Regions from separate parts of the Homo sapiens genome. Here region 2 is linked to region 1. A link is a loop called in an ENCODE intact Hi-C map of the cell type or tissue named here. Cell type or tissue: HCT116. All regions are shown on one strand. Each heading gives the region's core, and the rest is flanking DNA. Links, peaks and the distances in the headings are about the cores only.

Region 1 (10,226 bases), core at 1,411-9,410:
ACACCTCCTTATTTGTCCCTCACTCCAGCCCATGATATCTTTTACTCTACTGCTTTATACGTTTTTATCTTCTAGGCAGCTCATATTAACGGAAGCATAAAATACTTACATCCAACTGATCTTCGACAAAGCCTACAGAAACATAAATTGGGAAAAGGACATCCTGTTCAACAAATGGTGCTGTAAAAACTGGCAAGCCACATGTAGAAGATTAAAACTGGATTCCTATCTCTCACCTTATACACAAATGAACTGAAGATGGAGCAAAGACTTAAATCTAAGACTAGAAACCATAAAAATTATCAAGATAACATCAGGAAAACTCTTCTAGACATTGGCTTAGGCAAAGAATTCGTGGCTGAGACCCAAAATCAAATTCAACGAAAACAAAAATAAATAAATAAGTGGGACCTAATTAAACAGAAAAGCTTCTGCACAGCCAAAGAAATAATCAGCAAACAGACAACCTACGGAGAGGGAGAAAATGTTTACAAACTATGCATCCAACAAAGGACTAATATCCAGAATCTACAAGGTACTCAAATCAGCAAGAAAAAAAAAATCCCTTCAAAAAGTGGCCAAATGACATGAATAGACAATTCTCAAAAGAGGATAGACAATCAGCCAACAAACATGAAAAAATGCTCAACATCACTAATTATCAAGGAAATGCAAATTAAAGCCTCAATAAGATATGGCCTCACTCCTGCAAGAGTGGCCATAATTAAAATGTAAAAAAATAATAGATGTTGGTGTGGATGTGGTGAATAGGGAACACTTTTACACTGTTGGTAGAAATGTAAACTAGTACAACCATTATGGAAAACTGTATGAAGATTCCTTAAAGATCTAACAGTAGAACTACCATTCAATCCAGCCATCCTACTACTGGGTATCTACCCAAAGGAAAAGATGTCATTATGTGAAAAAGACATGCACAAGCATGTTTACAGCCACACAATTGCAAAAATATGGAACCAACCAATGGGCCCATCAAACAATGAGTGTATAAAGAAAATGTGGTATATATATATACCACATTATATATATATATATATGTGTGTGTGTGTGTGTGTGTGTGTGTGTGTGTGTGTATACGTATATATACACCATGGAATAGTACTCAGCCATAAAATGGATGAAATAATGTCCTTTGCAGCAACTTGGATGGAGCTGGAGGCCATTATTTTAAGTGAAGTAACTCAGGAATGGAAAACCAAATATTGTATGTTCTCAATTTCAATTAGGCTCTAAGCTATGAGGATGCAAAGACATACGAATGATATAATGGACTTTGGTGACTCAGCAGGGAATGGTGGAAGAGGGATGAGCAATAGAAGATGGCATATTAGGTACAGTGTACACTGCTTAGGTGACGGGTGCACCAAAATCCCAGAAATCACCACTAAAGAACTTATCCATGTAACCAAAAATCATCTGTACCCTAAAAACTAGTGAAATAAAAATAGAAATAATTTCAAACATAGACAAGTTGCAAGACTAGTACAAAATTGTATGCTCTTCACCCATATTCACCAACTGTTAGTCATTTTCCACATTTGCTTTATCATTTTCTCTCTGTAGGCACACATATATTGCTTTTTTAAAATATAAGTTTCAGATATCATGTCCCATTTACCACTAAATGTTTCAGAGGGTGTGCCAAGAACCATCTCTAAAACACAGTATAGTAATAATAATAAAAAAGAAAAACTGGGAAAAGCAATGAATATAAATTGGTGTTGGCAGGCATATAATGTATAAAAATATAGTTTGTATGACAATAATAGCATAAAGTAGGTAAAAGAAATGAAGCTACATAAGGGAAAATTGTATGCTATTCAAGTTGGTATTATTCTCACTAGATTTTTAAAGTTAATATGTTAATTGTAATCACAGAGTAACCTCTAAAGAACTAACTCCGAATAATGTAGTAAAAGAAATGGCAAGGGATTTAAACTAGTGTACTAAAATACCTACTGAACACATAAGAAGATTGTTATAGAAGGATAAAGGGAGAAAAGATAGATAATCTATAGAAATCAAATTGAAAAGTTTCAGATGCAAACCCTAATTTAAAAGTAGTTATATACAAATGTATTAAACACTTCAACTAAAAGCATCTATTAGCAGATGGATAAAAAATAAATGATCTATATAAATGCTCTCAATAAGAACTACACCTTACAATAAATGAAAAAATGGTTAAAAGTGAAAAAATAGAAAAGATACACCATGCAAGTAGTATCCAAAAGAGACTGGGAGTGGTGGTAATAGTATCAGACAAAACAGACATAAATTTTTTTTACTAGATACCAGGAAAAGGAGGAAGAAAAAAAAAGAATAAAATTTTTTTACTAGAGAGAAAAACATATACAGTTGATCTTTGAACAACACAGGGGTTAGAAGCACTAACTCACCAGGCAGTCAGAAATCCATGTATAGCTTTTTACTCCCCTAAACTTAACTTTTAATAGCCTACTGTTGACCAGAAGCCTTACTGATAACATAAAGTCAATTTACACGTATTTTTATGTTATATGTATTATATACTATATTCTTACAGTAAAGTAAGCTAGAGAAAACAAAATGTTATTAAGAAAGATAAGGAATAGAAAATATATTTACTATTCATTAGATAAAAATGGATCATCATCATAAATGTCTTCATCCTTATCATCTTCACGTTGAGTAGTCTGAGGAGTAGGAAGAACAGGAGGAGTTGGTCTTGTCTCCGATGTGGCAGAAGTGGAAGAAAATCTACATATAAGTATACCAGTGCAGTTCAAACCCATGTTGTTCAAGGGTCAACTGTATTTTATAAAGACAAAAGGCTCAATATATCAAGAAGACATAATAATTCTAAACGCATGTGCACATATCAACAGAGTTGAAAAATACGCAAAGCAAAATCTGAGAGAATTGAAAATAAACAGCTCAGTGAAGAAGTTGGAGACTTCAATAACCACTTTCAATTTCAATAATGTATAGAACAACTAGTCAGAAAATAAAATAAGAAATATGCATAAAAGGCTTGAGCAATGCTGTACACAGGCTAGACCTAACAACACTCCACCCTAAAGCAACAGAATGCTTGTTTATCTTGAGTGCATATAGAATATTCTCCTTGATAGACCACATGCTATATCATGAAAGGAGCCCTAATATATTTAAAATCATTGAAATCATACAAATTGAGATGTTTCTATCATGTCTTCATATTGTTGATTGTATGGTATCTGATAAAAAAAAGTCTGCTGTCATTTTTCATCTTTTTTATTGAGTTCATAATGTAGCTTTTTTTCTGTGTCTGCTTTTGCTTTATTTAGGTAAATTCACATAACATAATTAACCATTTTAAAGTGGACAATTCAGCGGCACTTAGCTCACTTACAATGCTGTGCAACCATATGAATATTAGGATCAGTTTTTTCATTTTTGAAAAAGTCAGTATTTTGATAGAGATTGTATTGAATTTGTAATTTTGGAGTATTACCAAATCTTAACAGTAAGTCTTCCAATCCATAACTATAGGAAGTTTTCTATTCATTTACACTTTTTAAAATTTCTTTCAGCAATGTTTTAGTTTTCAGAGTACAAGACTTCTACATTCTTGGTTAACTTTATTGTTAAGTATTTTATCACTTGATTCTATTGTAAATGAAATTGTTTCTTAATTTTATCTTGATACTGTTTACTACTAGTATATAGAAATACAAATTTATTTTTGTATGTTGGTCTTGTGATTTGCTGAATTTTTTAATTAGCTGTAATATTTTTTCATGGATTTTGTAGAATATTCTATAGGTAGGATACTGTCATCAGCAAAGAGACATAATTTTACTTCTTCTGTTTCAGGTTGGGTGCCTTTTTTTTTCTTGGCCAATTGCTCTGGCTGGAGCGTCCAGTACAATGTTGAATAGAAGTGATGACAGCGAGCATGCTTGTTTCTGATGTTAGGAAACAGCTTCCAGGTTTTCATTATTGAGTATAATGTTAGCTGAGGGTTTTTCATAAATGCCCTTTACCATGATCAGAAATTTTTCTGCTATTCCTACTTAGCTGAGTGGTTTTTTTAATTGTGGGAGAGGGTTAGCTTTTGTCAAGTCAAATGCATTTTCTGCATGTATTGAGATGAGGTTGTGCCATTTTTTCTTCATTCTATTAAAAAGTGTACTACATTGATTGATTTTCATATGTTGAACCATCCTGGCATTCCTTAGATAAATCCCACTTGTTCGTGGTGTATAATTATTTTAATGTATTGTTGCATTTGGATTGCTAGTATTTTGTTGAGAATTTTAAAATCAATAGTAATAAGGTAGTAGTAGTCTACTTTTTTCTCTGGTGGAGTTCTTTAACTAGCTTTGACATTCTATTTTCCTCTTTTTAATTTGGTCTTGAGATCTCCCTTAGGAGGATGGCTAAAAACTCCAGCCCTTCCAGTCAGGGCTTCAAGGTATTTGGTCATGAATGTTTACAGTATATCTTTTACAGGATGCTTCTTTTATCCTGGTGAATGGCCTAATTCCTAAGTGTCTGAACCATGACCAGATGTCCCTCTCACAGAAAACTTGTTTTCACTGGTAGACATCATGTGGCTCTTGTCTGATCTGTGTCATTTATTCCTACCAAGATATATCCTCTCTAGGAGAGCCCAGACCCAGAAAGAAGATAGGTTCAGGCGTCTTGGTCAGGTAAGACAGGGGAGGCAACTCAACAACACACATAAAATAAAAGAAACAGCATATTCATTTATTTAGTTATTCATTGCTTTCTTTCATCATAGTTTTGTAGCTTTCCTAATATAGGTCTTGTATATATTTTGTTATATTTATACCTATGTATTTCATTTTTGAGGACGCTAACGTAAATGGTATTTTGTCCTTTTTAATGCACAAACACCAATTTTATTTTTTGATAATGGCAACGAGCAATACAAGAAGGAAATTAAAACAATTCTATTTATAATAGCATCACAGAAAAAAATACTTACCAATATACTTAACAAAAGAAATGCCAAACCTATACTCTGATAACTACCAAACATTGCTGAAAGACATTAAAGAAGATAAATGGAACAACATTACATGTTAATAGATTGGGAGACTTATAATGTTAAGATGCCACTACTCTCCAAATTGATCTGCAGATTAAAATTCTACTTTTTCATTTCTTGTATATAGGAAAACAACGGACACTTTTCATATTAAACTTGTATATATATTGCTGAAAAGAAGTTTCACTCTGTTGCCCAGGCTGGAGTACAGTGGCATGATCTTGGCTCACTGCAACCTATACCTCCCAGGTCCAAGCGATTCTCCTGCCTCAGCCTCCCAAGCAGCTAGGATTTTACAGGTGCGGGCCACTGCACCCGGCTAATTTTTTGTATTTTTAGTAGAGACGGGGTTTCACCTTGTTGACCAGGCTGGTCTTGAACTCCTGACCTCAGATAATCTGCCCGCCTCGGCCTCCCAAAGTGCTAGGGTTACAGATGTGAGCCACAACGCCCGGCCATTAACCTTCTATTCTAAAACCTTGTTATAATCATTTATTAGTTCCAGGAGGTATTTTTTGTTGACTCTTTTGGATTTTTTAACATAGATCTTGTCATTTGTGAACGAAGACAATTGCATGTATTCCTTCTTAATCTGTATACTTACATTTTTATTGTCCTATAGAATTATCTAAGACTTCCAGTAAAATGTAGAAAGCAATGGTGAGAGGGGACATTCTTACTTTGTTCCTGCTCTTAGAAAGAAAGCTTCAAATTTCCAACCATTGACTATCATGTTAGCTGTATTTCTTTTGAAGATATTATTTACCAAGATGAGGAAGTTATCCTGTATGTCTCGATTATTTGGGGTTTTGCTCATGAATGAGAGTTGGATTTTGTCAAACACTTTTTCTTCATCCGCTGATATAGTCATGTGATTTTTCTTCTTTAGCCTGTTGAAGTGATGGGTTACATTAATTGATTTTATTTTAAAAAGTAAAGTAACTGATGTTACAATTGACTATATAAATACGTAATACACAATATGATATTTTGTTATATGTATAGATTTGGGAAAGTAAATCAAATTAAAACATTCATTATCTCACATACATTTTGTGATGAAAATATTTAAAATCTACTTTCACCAATGTTTAAGTATACAATAAATTGTTACTAAATATAGTTTCTGTGTCATACAAAACATCTCCTGCACTTAGTCCTCCTGTCTACATTAATTAATTTTTTTTAATTTAATTTACATCAGGATTAACCGCCCTCTAGTGGCCCACCTTAAAGTGTGAAGAAATGTGACCCTTGTGGACAACATTATTAGAGATTCATTAAAGGGTAAAAGGCTTGTGTTGCTTTTCAAAGCCCAAATAATTCAACTAAGTTTTCAGAAGTGGATGTCAATGAGCAGCAGTCTGTTTGGAAAAGAGGATATAGAAAGAGGGAGGAGAGGCTAAGGGAAGGGGAGGGGTGCTAACATCCTTATTTTATGGGAAACTGACGAAGGTGTACGCTAGAGACTGAGAGTTAAGCATATCACTTAAAGTCACTGGAGTCACCAATAGAAGAACTAAAGATCAAAAGGTATAAAAATTGCCAGAAGGAAAGACAGGGCAGATTGAAGATAGTGTGAGTGAGTTAAATCCTCCTCTCTGGTAGAGGATGGTCACTTGATGATGTCTGAAGTTGATGAATTATTGAATTAGCAGATTAGGCATTTTCTTTAGATATAAGGAGGTAATGGTCAGAACACTGCAAACAGAAATTGTTAAAGTGGTCTACTCTGGGAAGCACAGTTGGGGAGTAGGAAGTGATGGGACCTTGAATCTTTGTTTTTTATCATAAGCTCCTTTGTACTTTCTGATCATCACTATTATATTTACCATGTGCATACATATATATTTTTAATTAAGAACTATTATTTGGAGACAGTTTTAAAAAGATGATCTGTATGGGAGGAAGTCCCAAGGTTAATCACCTTGACATTAGCAAGATTTTACCACATTGAAGGAGATTTCGTTTTACATCTATTAAACAAAGCGAAAACCTAAAATTGATCAGCAGCTCATGATACTGGAGATCAGCCAACTCACGCTTCAGTAATCCATGCATGCATCACATCACAATGGTGAATATTGGTAATATTGTTCCAGAGACATCATGGAGACATCAAAGTGTGTTCAGTAGCCTGCAGCAAAGAAGCTGAAGGAGTGTATTACCTTACAGTAAATTACCTCTCAAATGGCCCCCAAGATGTTGCTCAAAAGGATGAATAGCAGTTGACAGAAAATTCTCTCCTGTCTCAATACCCCATTTTGTTGAGATAGTGTTATTAAATCTTCTGGGTGGTTTCCTTGAGTACAGAAAATGCCATGCTTTCATGTGTTAATTAATGTGCGGACCCTGAGCCTCCAGAAAATAAATAACTGGATCATTAAAAGGTCCTATGGTTGGGACTAGTACAGAGAAGCTCAATGAGAGTGTGAGCTAAGCGAGTTCAGGCCAGAGAACCCAGAGGATCAGACTCCCTCTGTACTGACACTTTGCTCCTGGTTAGAGAGAAAATTCCAGGCTGCCTGGAGCACCAGAAAGACAAGACACTGGACCTTCAAAAACCAGCTGAACAAGCACAACCCCAGGACAGAGGGCAATAAGATTAATAAGGAGTCTCTTGTATTGGGCATTGAATGCATGCCAGGCACTGTGAAAAACATTTACCATACATTATCACTTGTTATCCTTATAAATATCCCTTTGTACAGATGGGGACTCCAAAGCTAAGATGGAAAAAAGGGGGGTAAAGTACCTTGACCAAAGTAAGCACAACTCTTAAGTCATGGCCTGGGGTGTATCTGTAGGTATATTGTTATAAAATCAGTTTTGTGAACTGCCTAAAATTATAACAAAGAAGGGCATGAGTTAAGGCTTCAAGCGTGTGTTAGAAGGTGAATTGGTTCTCAGAGAGAAAAATATCTGGAATGCTATGCAAAAACCATCAGTCAATACAGCCCTTTGGCTCGGTTTCTAAGCAGAGCTGGGGCAAAACTGCTTGTCACAAATGAAATTTGTAAGATGCTTAATTAGGGTTTCTGAAATTCAAACTCTGAGCACACACTGAGGCTCAAGAATGGTTAAGTGTTTTGCTCTGAAATTCAGCCTACTAGTCAATCTGACTCCAAGGCCCATCTCCTTTTGTTTGCACCAAAATGACAACAAACCTGCTTTTCTCGCCTGGTAATAGCACATTCTGGAAATCCCCTTAAATCAGCTTATATAGAGATAACTCATACTTGTTAATGGTTGCATAATAATCCTCAGAATGGCTGCACTGCCAATGTATCAGTCACTCCTCACCTGATGCATACTTGCTTTGTGCCCTGATTTGCCCAATATGAGTGTTTCTGTGATAAACATACTTGTACATATTTCATCACCTCCCGGGGTTCTTATTTCTCCAGGACTGACTACCATTCCATCCCTGCCCCATATACAAATCTGTCTCCGTCAACTCTTCACTTTATAAGGACCCAAAGGACCATTTGCTAAATTTGTTGTATTGACTCAGGACAACTTAGTAATCATTGTTATCGTTTATTAAACAACAGGGCCACATTCAAACGCTTTCCAATTCTCTCTAAATAACAGCCTAACGCTGACGTTTTTGTTGGCCTGTATCTCATAATTATTTTTATTTAGAGGAATTTGGTAGTGGCGGGGTTGGGGTGGGAGGTGGTGTGTGGACGGTGTGAATTGACAGAAACAATTTCCCTACACCAAAATACAGGTATGTTTTCATTCTCTATGCCCCTAAACACCCTCCCTGCAGCTATGCAACGAGCAATTCACGGGAAGAGGCTTCTTTACATAGACCCCTGTTTTTGGTGTTTTGATTTACTTTTGTGTATAGAGTTGATCTGTCCCTCTTCCCATTGGTGTCCTCCCCCCCCACCCAACCCTAGTCCTCTTCCTTCTTCCTTCTTTTCTTCTCTTCTCCTCTGCTCTCTGAACTGCATCCCCACTCCTTCTGATTTCTCCCTCCTGAAAGGAAAAAGGAGATGGGCCACATGAAATAGCAGAGCAGTGCCTACCCCACTCTTCGAAGTTCTCTGCATCCGAACCTCTCTCTCTTTTGAAAGCTCCACTGAGAAATGATCAGAGAGTGAAGTCCAAAGCCAAGCACACAAAGTCGTTGTTGTCCCATTTTAAACCAACTCCCATGCACGTACAGCTAGGAGCATTGAGAGCAGAGTCTGAGTGAGGATATTGAGGCTGGTGATGAAAAGCCTTGGCGAGAAGTTTGGACATGTTCGGACATGCAAGGCCTTAGAGAGGAGTCCTGTTCACTGTCCAGTCCTTCTGAATCTATTTTGCTGGCTTGTGCTCCCCACCCAACTTCTAAGTGTCAGAGTATCTCAGGGAGTAGCCCTGCACCTTCTTCTCCTGGCTATACTCTCTCTAGGTGATCCTACTCAGTTTTGTGGCTTTAGACCCTAACTGTGTCCTGTTGTCTCAACAATTCTGTTTCTCCAGCCTCTATGGATGACAAGCAGACCTCAGTAACTAAACCTGTGCAAATAGGAGCTCTTGACACACACCCCCATCTGTCTTTCTCCCTTCTCCAAATCTACCATGCCCACCCACTCTCTGTCTTTCCTATGACCGTACATAGACCTCTGAGATTGCCTCGAATCCACTCACAAGCGCTGTCTCTTCCACTTCCAAAATATCATGTGAATCCACACACTAGTCTCCACATTGATGCTTCCAGTCTGGGCCAAGCCCCTGCTGTCTCTGGACTGGACTACTGCAAGAGCCTCCTAACTGGTCTCCCTGCTTTCCTTTGTGCCCTGCCCACTTGTGATATTGCCCACACAGAGCAGCTAGAGAGAAACCACTGAATGGGCATTAGATTATGCTACTACCTGCTTCAATCCTTTCTCTGGCTCTCCTGAGCTCTCTGAAGAAGAACCAGACTCTTCATCATGGCACCACCCACCACTGCGCCTTCCTCCCTTTCCTTCCTCTATCCCCTCTCACACTGGGCTCCATGCAACATTGGCATCCTTTCTGCCCCCACCCCCACCCCCAGCACCCTCTCTTTTCTGCCACAGGGCCAGGGGAATTGCCCTTCCCTCTGCTGGGCAGGTTTCCCCCCTGGTTCCTTGAAAGACTGGTGGCTTATCATTGTCCTCAGAAAGGCCTTCCCTGAGCTTCATGT
Region 2 (10,226 bases), core at 1,455-9,454, 930 kb before region 1:
AGCCTCAGTGATCTAATAGTGTCAATGGGGTAGTGAAGTTTCCCACTCTTATTGTCTGCTTATCTAAGTCTCTTCATAGGTCTGTAGGAACTTCTTTTATGAACGCGCATGATCCTGTGTTCAGTGCATATATAGTTAGCTCTTGTTGAGTTGAACTCTTCATGATTATATCTTTCTCTGTCCTTATTGACAATTGCTGTTTTAAAGTCTATTTTCTATGAAGTTAGAATAGCAATCTGTCCCTCCTCCTTTTTTCTGTTTGCTTGGTAGAATTTTCTCCATCCCTTTACCTTGAGTCAATGGGTGCCATTACTTCTGAAATGGGTTTCAGGAAGACAGCATACAGTTCGGTCTTTTTTATCCAACTTGCCTCTTTTTATCATTTATTAGGACAGTAGTCTATTTAATTTCAAACGTAACACTGATATGTTTATATTTGATTCTGTATTACTATTAGCTGGTTGCTGGTTAATTGTGCATTTGGTTTATAGTGTCAGTGGTCTGTGTACTTAAATGTGTTTTTTTGGTGGCCAATAATGGTCATTCCTTTTCATATTGAGCACTCAGTTAAGGACCTCTGGTAAGGCAGGTCTGGTGGTAATGAAATGCCTTGGCACTTCCTTGCCTGTAAAGGATCTTATTTCTCCTTCACCTATAAAGCTTAATTTGGCTGAATATGAAATTACTGGTTGGAATCACTTCATATTAAAAACGCCGAATATAGGTATCCATATCTTCTGGCTTCTAGGGATTCTGCTGAAAGGTATGCCGTTAGCCTGATGGGCTTCCCTTTGTAGTTTACCCGGCCCTTCTCTATAGTTGTTTTGGACATTTTCTTTCATTTCAATCTGATAACTGTCTGGGGGACAGTATTTTGCAGTGTTCTCAGAATTTCCTGAATTTGAATTTTGGCCTCTCTAGCAAGGTTGCAGAAAAACTGATGGACAATAAACTAAAAAGTTGCTTGCTTTCTTTGCCTCTTTCAGGAATGTCAGTGACTCATAGATTTGAATGCCATATTTCATAGAGATTTTGTTTAGTTTTTAAATTTTTTAAAATATTTGTCTGACAGCTAATTCAACTAAATAGTCTTAGAGCTGAGATTCTCCTTAGCTTCATCTATGCTGTTAATACTCCCAATTACATTATGTAATTATGTAGTGTGCTTTTCAGCTCTACCAGATTTTAAAATGGCCATTTCAGTTTTCAACATCTGTATTGTTTTATTGTGTTCCTTAAATTCCTTAGATTAGGTTTCAACTTTCTCCTGAATCTCAATGATCTTCATTCATACCCATATTCTTTACCCTGTGTCATTTAACCCATCTCAGCCTGGTTAAGAACCTCTCCCAGAAAGCTAGTGTGGCCCTTTGGAAGTTAGAAGACACTATGGCTTTTCAAACTGCCAGAGTTCTTGCAATACTTCTTTCTCATGTATGTGGACTAATATTCTTTCCATCTTTGAAGATGCTGTGCTTTGTATGATGTTTTTCTTTAATCTTCTTCAATGCCCTTGGGTTTTGATTGAGGTGTAAAGTGGGTTCAGTTGACTGGCTTCATTTCTGGAAGATTTTAGGGGGCCAAGGCTCACCTCAGGATTCCTGGGCTGCATGCTCTAACTCTGGGGAAGCAGGGTCAAGAAAGGACGCTGTGTTCTCTGGTCCCTCAAGGTTAGAAACATGCCGAACTGGAGGGGCGGATGTGTTCCTGTTACGCTGCCCACAGTTTTCAAATAGGGGGTGGTAGCCATACTATTTCATTGGGTTGGTGGCAGTGGGATCCAGGCTCACTTGCTCGTGCCAGTAGCCTCAACAGCATGGAAGAGTGTACATGTGTCAGATGGGGAGGGACACTGGAAGAGTAGGGTTTAACATCGTCCATGCTAGAACTCATGCCACTGGCTGCAAATATGAGGCCCTAGAGGAGGCTAGTTGCTGCCACCCATGTGCACATTTGCACTTGGGGCAGAATGGTAGGTGTGGAGTTGCTGGTGCCCATTCGCACCAGTAACAACAAACAAGGGGCGAGGTTACCGTTGTTCATGCACACGATTGCACGAGTGATGGCCCAGCAGGAGCGGGATTACAAACACCTATAAATACATTTGTGCTGGCAGCACTCACTCAACCTGTGGAGCCTGGGCTGTTGGAGCTCTCTGATAGGCCAAGTTTAGTTTCAATACATGGATTTCTGGTTTGTAGATGTTACATTGGTGTATGTATATGTATGCAAGTCACATTCGGTTTTGGTTAGTGTTACGTTGTCATATAATTTTAAGTCAGGTAATGTGATGACTCCAGCTTTGTTCTTTTGGCTCAGGATTACTGTGTCTATTCTTCGTCTTGTTCCTATTTCTGTGAAAAAATAACACTGGCATTTTGAAACTATAGATTGCTATATGTAGTATGGGTTTTTAACAATATAACTTCTCCCGCTAAATGAACATGCAGTATCTTTTCATTTACTAGTGTCCTCTTCAATTTCTATCAATGACTCATAGTTTTCCTTGTAGATACATTTTACTTGATTGGTTAAGTTTCTTCCTATATATTTTATTTGTATCTGTTGGGATATTTATAATTCTCCCTTTCTAATATGAATGCCCTTATTTGTTTCTCTTTTATACTTGCTCTGACTAGAACTCCCAGTAACATGGTGAACTAAAGTGCTGAACATGGGCATTTTTAATGTCTTCCAAATCTAGCAGTATGCTTGTCAGTTTTCCTTGCTCACAAGGACAGTGTAAGTTCAACTGCCAGTCTGTTGAGATATCTTAACTCTATACCCAATTTTGAGATAATTTTTAATAAAATATTTAATTTATAAAATACTTTTTGGACATCCATTACAACATTATGGTTGTTGACTTTGTTATACGACATAAAACTAATTGATTTGCATAGCTTGAACAATCCATGCATTCCTAAGATTAATCCACCTTGATAAGTATGAATTATATTTTTAGTGTGTTGTTGAATACAGTTTACTAGCATTTTCTTCTGGATTGTTCCATCTGTGTGAATCAGACATATTTGTCTTCTGGGGTTTATTGTTGTTTGGGGGTTTTTAGACCTTTTCCTTTAGTTATCGGGGAAACACTGGCCTTGTAGAATGAAACTGAAAGTGTTTGCTCCTTTTCCATTCTTTCAAATTTTGCTTAGTTGGTCCTCTCGTCCATTCTTCTTTCCTCCCTGTATTCCATTAACTAATTTTTTTCTGATAGTATATTTTAATTCCTTGCTTTTATTTTCTGAGGTTTTTGCATGGTTGTTGTCATGCGGCTTGCAAAAACCATCATATAACCAATAATTTTAAATTAATGACAAGGTATCTGTAGTCACAAGGAATGACAAGCAAAGAGAAAACCAAAGAACTCCACACTTAATCTCCACCCTACATGCTATGATCTTATCTTTGTTATGTTTATCTATCTCTAATATTTTTGTAGTTATAATTTTAATAGAATTACCTTTTAGTCTTCTTCCTGCTAAAAATATGTTTACATACCACAATCACAGTATTATTCTATATTTATGTACCTCCTTTTTCTATGAGTTGTAAACATTCGGATGTTTTCTTTTTGCTCATTAATGTCCTTTCAGACTGAATTACTCTTTCTAGCATTTAAGACAAGTCTGATGTTGACAAAAATTCCTCAGCTGTTGTGTGTCTGGTAAAGTATTTATTTTTCAAGTTTGAAGAATATTTTGCTGAATTTGATATTCTGATTTGGCAGGTTATTTCCTTCAGCACTAAATATGTCATCATACTCCCTCCTAGCCTGTAAACTCTTCACTACCGGATGTATCAGAGCTCATTTATACATTATTTGCTTGTTTTCTTGCAGCTTTTAGGACCATTTAAATTTTTCTCTACCTCTGAACATTTGATTGTTACATTCCTTGGCAAAGCCTTATTTTGGTTGAATCTGCTTGTTTTTGTTTTTTACTGTCTTCTACCTGGGTAATCACATCTGGATATACACATACATAGCTCACTGCAACCTCTGCCTCCCTGGTTCAAGCAATTTTCGTGCCTCAGCCTCCCAAGTAGCTGGGACTACAGGCGTGAGCCACCACGCCCAGCTAACTTTTGTATTTTTAGTAGAGACGTGGGTTTCACCATGTTGGGCAGGCTCGTCTCGAACTCCCGACCTCAGGTGATCCACCCACCTCGGCCTCCCAAAGCGCTGGGATTACAGGCGTGAGCCACCATGCCCGGCCTACTTCTCTAAACTTTCAACTCCAAACTCTCCCTCTTTAAGAATGGTAACTCTGAGGTTTGTGCTTTCAAGATTATTTTCTTCACCTTGTACGCATGCTTCATACTTTTTTGTTCTTTTTGCTTCTTTCTGCACTCACTGTGCATTTTCATATAGCCTGTCTTTAATAATACTGATTCTTGTTCTGCTGGATCAGTGCTGCTGTTGAGACCTTCTGGTGCATTTGTCCATTCAGTCATTATTTCTCAGTTCCAGTATTTCAGTTTGGTTATCTATTGTTTCAGTATTTGTTACATTTAATAAATTACTGAATTGCTTTCCTGCATTATCATGGTGTTTGCTATTTTCCCAAAACGTTTCTCCTGAATTCTTACCCTGACATCACACACATCACCATCTCATTAGGGTCGGTCAGTGGCTACTTCCTTTGTATATTTTAGATCATAGTTCCTAGCTATTTTGAGTTTCCTGTATGAGAGGCAACATAACTACATCGCTCCAAAACTAGATCCCATAGTCCTTTTGGAGATGTCATGTCTCCTGGATGGTCTTATGCTTGTGGAAGTTCTCCAGTGTCCAGGCATTTAAGAGTTAGGTATTTATTCCAATCTTTGTAGTCTGCTACTTCGTAGCTGCCCTTCTTCACAGGGCGTCCCAAAAATTAAATGTGATTGTGTTGTTTTATCTAAGAATGTGGTCACTGCAACCATTTCATCACTAGAGGGCGCCCTAGGACCAGGAACACAGCCAGGCTTAAAGCCTGGCACATACACAGCACTGGTGGACTTGGGGAATACCAGGGTAGAACTGCCTGGGTTACTAGGCAAATTATCCCACTGTCTTCTATTTCGTTCCCCCAGTTGGAATAAGCCTCTGTGTACTCAGGTGACAAGAGTTGAGGAAGGGTTACTAAAGTCCCCTACTATTACTGTATTGCAGTTTCTCTCGCTTTAGGTCGCTTACAGTTTGCTTTATATATTTTGGTGTTCTGCTGCAGGATGCATACATATTTACGATTTTTATACCCTCTTCCTGAATTGACCCTTCATAAGTATTTACTACATAATACTTTTTTGTCTCTATTCACACCTTTTCACCTAATAAATATTAAGTGAAAATTTTCTGTTATCTGATACAAATACAGCTGCTATTTATTGGTTTCCATTTGAAAACTTTTTGCATCCCTTCACTTTTAGTCAATGTGTATATGTAAGTTAATTTTTTACATGCAGCATATAGTTGGGACTGACTATTGTTATTATTTTGAGACAGAATTTCGCTCGTTGCCCAGGCTGAAGTGCAATGGCGTGATCTTGGCTCACTGCAACCTCCGCCTCCCGGGTTCAAGCTGTTCTCCTGTCTCAGCCTCCCGAGTAGCTGAGATTACATGCGCATGCCACCAAGCCCGGCTAATTTTTTTGTATTATTTTTAGTAGAGACGCGGTTTCATCATATTGGTCAGGCTAGTCTCCTGACCTCAGGTGATCCGCCCACCTAGGCCTCCCAAAGTGCTGGGATTACAGGCGTAAGCCACCACACCCAGCCGATTTTTTAAAATATCCACTGAGCCACTCTCTGTTCTTTTTAGGGGGATCCTAGATAATACCTATCAATATTATTATTGATAGGTAAGAAATCACTATTGACATTTTGATTGGTACTTTTTTGTCGTTTTCCAAATTATTTCTTTCTTCCTTCTCCCATTGTGGTTAAGTGACTTTCTTTGGTAGTATCTCATAGATAAAAGTATTTTTAAACCGATAATAATTTTCATCATAAGGAATATAAACAGCCAATCAATTTTATGCTTTAATTCAATTCCCCCACATTTTGACTTTCTCATGTCTATTTTTAAATTGGCTATATTTTATGATGCTGCTATAGTTACTTTTCATAGACTTGCATCTTACTCCTCGTATTATGGATATAAGAGGCTTACACAAAACAAGCGTATTAATTTATTCTGCATTTGCCTATGTATTTGCATTGGCCACTGAGTTTTGTAATGTCAAACTTTTTCTCTTTGGACGTTAGCATAATTTTCTTCAGGATAAAGAACTTAGCATTTCTTGAATGACGAGTCTAGTGATGAATTCTCACCATGTTTCCTTTTCTTTTTGTAAACGATGTTATCTCTCAATCTTTCAAGGAAATCTTTTGTGGGTACAGTATTGTTGGTTAACTTTTTTCCTTTAGCACTTTATGTCACTTCACTCCCTCCTGGTATGTACAATTTCTGATCAGAAGTCTGTTAACAAACAAATTGGAAGTATATAATGTTATTTGCTTTTCTCTTGCTGTTTTCAGTGTCCTTTCTCTTTGTAGTATGTTTTTGAGATGATTATATATATATATATATATATATATATACACACACACACACCTTGGGGTATTCTTAATTAAACTGAATCTATTTGGTCTTTAACGTTGTTGTACCTGAAAAGTACTTTCCTCTACATTTGGAATGTATTGTTATTTCATTGAATAAGCTTTACTGCCCTTGCTATTCCAAAACTACCACTTGAACACCAATGATTATTTAATTTGCTGTTTGGACGTTATTCTCTATATCCTGTAGCTATTCTCTAGGCCTTTTCTATTTCTTTAATCTCTACAGATTCTCCAATACCCTATCTTTAAGATCACTGTTTTTTTATGCTTGATCCATTCTGCTAATGACATCCTCTAATAATTATTTCAGTTGAAACAATTATTTCTCATTTGCAATATTTGTTTGGTGTATTATTTCAATCTCTTCAAGTTTCTAATACATTCTTGGATTCCTTTTCTGCATTATCTTGGGTTTTGCTACATTTCCTTAAAATTGCATTTATGAATTCTTGATTCTAGAGTTCAAACATTACCATCTCATTAGGGATGGCAACTGGCTCCATGCTTTCTCTGTTCAGGGTAGTCATGGTTATTGGCTTGCTGCTGTTTCTTGTAGACGTATGCCTACAGTTTCACATTGAACAATTAATTATATATTTATTCCAGTCTCAGCTGTCTAGCTTTTTTTGGTCTTCCTAGAGTATATTTTCTTAGATATTATTATTTGTAGTTCCCTGTCAAGACTACTTAATCCGTGAGTGCTGCCTGTTTTAGATTTGACTCAGCTCTCACAAACATTTGGAGCATTGCCCATCCCATATAGGGGTCCCAAAGTCAATCCTCTGGCTGTGCAGGAAGGTTGGATAGGCATTTGTGCAAAGAACTATGAACTCTGCCTACTACATTATAGTGCTGCTGAACAGCCACTCTGACTTGGCATCTATGTTGTCTGACGTAAAGAAAATTTTCAGGCTGGAGTTGTGAATCTCAACTGGCCCAATTGTCTTTCACTGCCATCATGGGATTTTCTTTCTACAAGCACACACAATACTTCCCATGTTTTAAGCTATTAACAGCTTTTCAACAAGAGAAGCCAAGATGGTGAAGAAGCTGTGTGCCAAAATCTCACATTTATCCCATGTTGAACTGGTGAATGTCGATAAAATTTTCCACACATGATGGCAGGCACATAGGAGTCTCATAAATACAGAAGAAGCCTTTTATCATCTGCTCCAAGTTTTTCACTTCTCTGTAGTCTGAGGAAATGTCTCAGCCTCGGATTTCAGTTCTGGGATATAACTTGTGATAATATTGGTGCTGGATATATTACTGAGGTTCTATGGGGGTGAGTAAAACCAGAGTGTTTTTACTCTGAGATTTTGGTGACCCATTATGTTCTTGATGTCACACCTTACATATATTTATATCACATATGGCTAAACAAATTGTTGTAATTATTAATAGTTTTGTAGATGGACATCATGGCAGGTGCCCATAATACCGTCTAATCAGAAGGCTGAGGGGGGAAAATTGCTTGAGCCCAGAAGTTTCAGACCAGCCTGAGCAACATAGCAACAGCCATCTCATTAAAAAAGTTTTGTGTATTAACCTTAACAATAAAGATATACGTTATTTGTACACCACCATTACAGTATACCAGTACTGTGAATTTGAGTTACTTACCTTTTACCAGTCAGTTTTATACATTCATGTTTTTGTGTTATGCATGAGCTGCTTCTTTCAATTTGAAGAATTCCCTATAACATTTCACTTGTTTTAATGAATAATGAGATAAAAAAGGTTAAGTCTTCAATATCTGTGGATCCGTTAATATTTTCAGTTTATTTTCCAGATATATTAAAATTCTGTATAGTTCCATCCAAATATTGGAATTTAGGAATCATCCCAGATAATTTTCCCTGTCCTTTATTTCTCTGTTCCACCCTTCCTTTGGTAAGTGTTCACATTATTTATCATTTTTCTTTCTCTTGCTTATAAGCTGTTACTCTCCTGTATTAAAACCATTCTTCTAGTTGCTTTACATATTTACATATTATGTTAAAATAAAGACTCACAAAATGCTGCAAATATAGTACCGTTTACACATACCACTCAATTTTCCCCAGTGGTGATATTTTCCATTAACATTGTACAATATCACAACCAGCACATTGTCATTGGTGAAATGTGCACATTTACATGACATTTTATCACATGTATACATTTTTGTAACCACTGCATGAATCAGAATGCAGAACTCATCCATCATTAAAAACGTATCCCTTCCACTAGTCTTATAATCACATACAACCCTAACTTCTACCATCCCTAACAGATGAATACGAACAATGTTCTCTAAACTATTTAACTTCATCACATTAAGATACATAAAAATAAGCATTATGTTACAACTTGAAATGGGTTTTTCCTTCAGAATTGAGAATCATCTAAGGCTTATTTGTATAGTAGTAGTTTATTCCTTTTAATTTTTGAGTTGTATTACACAATACGGAAATAACAGACTTATTTAACTGTTTACCTGGTGAATAACATGTGAGTTGTTTCCAGGTTCTGACTATTACAAATAAAATTTCTGTGAACAGTCAAGTGCAGGTTTGGTCTACACATAAATTTTCATTTCTATGAAATAGGCCATGACAGCAATTGCTAAGCCTAACTAACTGTATGTGTGTGTTTAGCTTTAAAAGAAATTGCCAAATTATTTTCCAATGTGGTATACAGTTTTATATTCCCATCAGCAATAAAGATTCAATTTTTTCTGCATGCTTCTCAGCCTTTGGAATCATTATGTTTTAACTATTTCAGCTACTGAAATAAATCTGCTGTAGGCCAGGTGTGGTGGCTCACACCTCTTAATTCCAGCACTTTGGGAGGCTGAGGCAGGTGGGTCACCTGAGGTCAGGAGTTTGAGACCAGCTTGGCCAACATGGAGAAACCCCGTCTCTACTAAAAATACAAAAAAAAAAAAAAAAAAAAAAATTAGCTGGGCGTGGTGGCAGGCGCCTGTAATCCCAGCTACTTGGGAGGCTGAGGCAGGAGAATCGCTGGAACCCGGGAGGTGGAGGTTGCAGTGAGCTGAGATCATGCCACTGCACTCCAGCCTCGGTGACAGAGGCAGACTCCGCCTCAAAGAAAAATAAATCTTCTGTAATATCTCATCATAGTATTAATTTCCATCATGTCCTTATTGACATTTCCCTATCCTCAGGGGAATGTTCTTTCATGACTTTTGCCCATTTTCTAATTTAAAGCTTTGGATTTTTAATACTATCTTTTGAGAATTATGTAAATATTCTAGCCATAAGTCCAATGTTGGATATGAGATTTGAAAACAAAGGGCCGGGCATGGTGGCTCACACCTATAATCCCAGTACTTTGGGAGGCAGAGGCGAGCAGATTACCTGAGGTCGGGAATTCGAGACCAGCCTGACCAACATGGAGAAACCTCATCTCTACTAGAAATAACAAAAAAATTAGGCGGGCGTACTGGCACATGCCTGTAATCCCATCTATTTGGGAGGTTGAGGCAGGAGAATCACTTGAACCCGGGAGGCAGAGGTTGTGGTGAGCTGAGATCGTGCCATTGCACTCCAGCCTGGGAAACAAGAGCAAAATTCTGTCTCAAAAAAAATAAAAACAAAACATTTTCCAT

Evidence for each region. Hi-C counts contacts between places; a loop is a spot of excess contacts. Peaks named below come from ENCODE experiments on the same cell type or tissue, not always from the same donor. Only the 100,000 strongest peaks of a DNase experiment are listed, where the experiment ranks them.
Region 2: it touches region 1 in a loop (8-fold over the local background); 4 of 110 quality-filtered maps call a loop at or near these places.

Annotation. Positions count from the first base shown.
Region 1 is chrX:73,082,993-73,093,218 of GRCh38, reverse strand. LOC101928380 (a long non-coding RNA gene) reads right to left here. Exons shown (of 3, transcript XR_244514.3): 3 at 8,584-9,046. Among named protein-coding and RNA genes, the nearest start is that of PABPC1L2A, 8.6 kb to the right of the region's middle. In HCT116, for the core only: no CTCF peak of the experiment used is centred there; a DNase peak (open chromatin) is centred at 6,248.
Region 2 is chrX:74,010,321-74,020,546 of GRCh38, reverse strand. All of the region lies in intron 3 of JPX (JPX transcript, XIST activator), which reads right to left. Among named protein-coding and RNA genes, the nearest start is that of JPX, 71 kb to the right of the region's middle. In HCT116, for the core only: a CTCF peak has its summit at 4,936 (motif pointing right); a DNase peak (open chromatin) is centred at 4,946.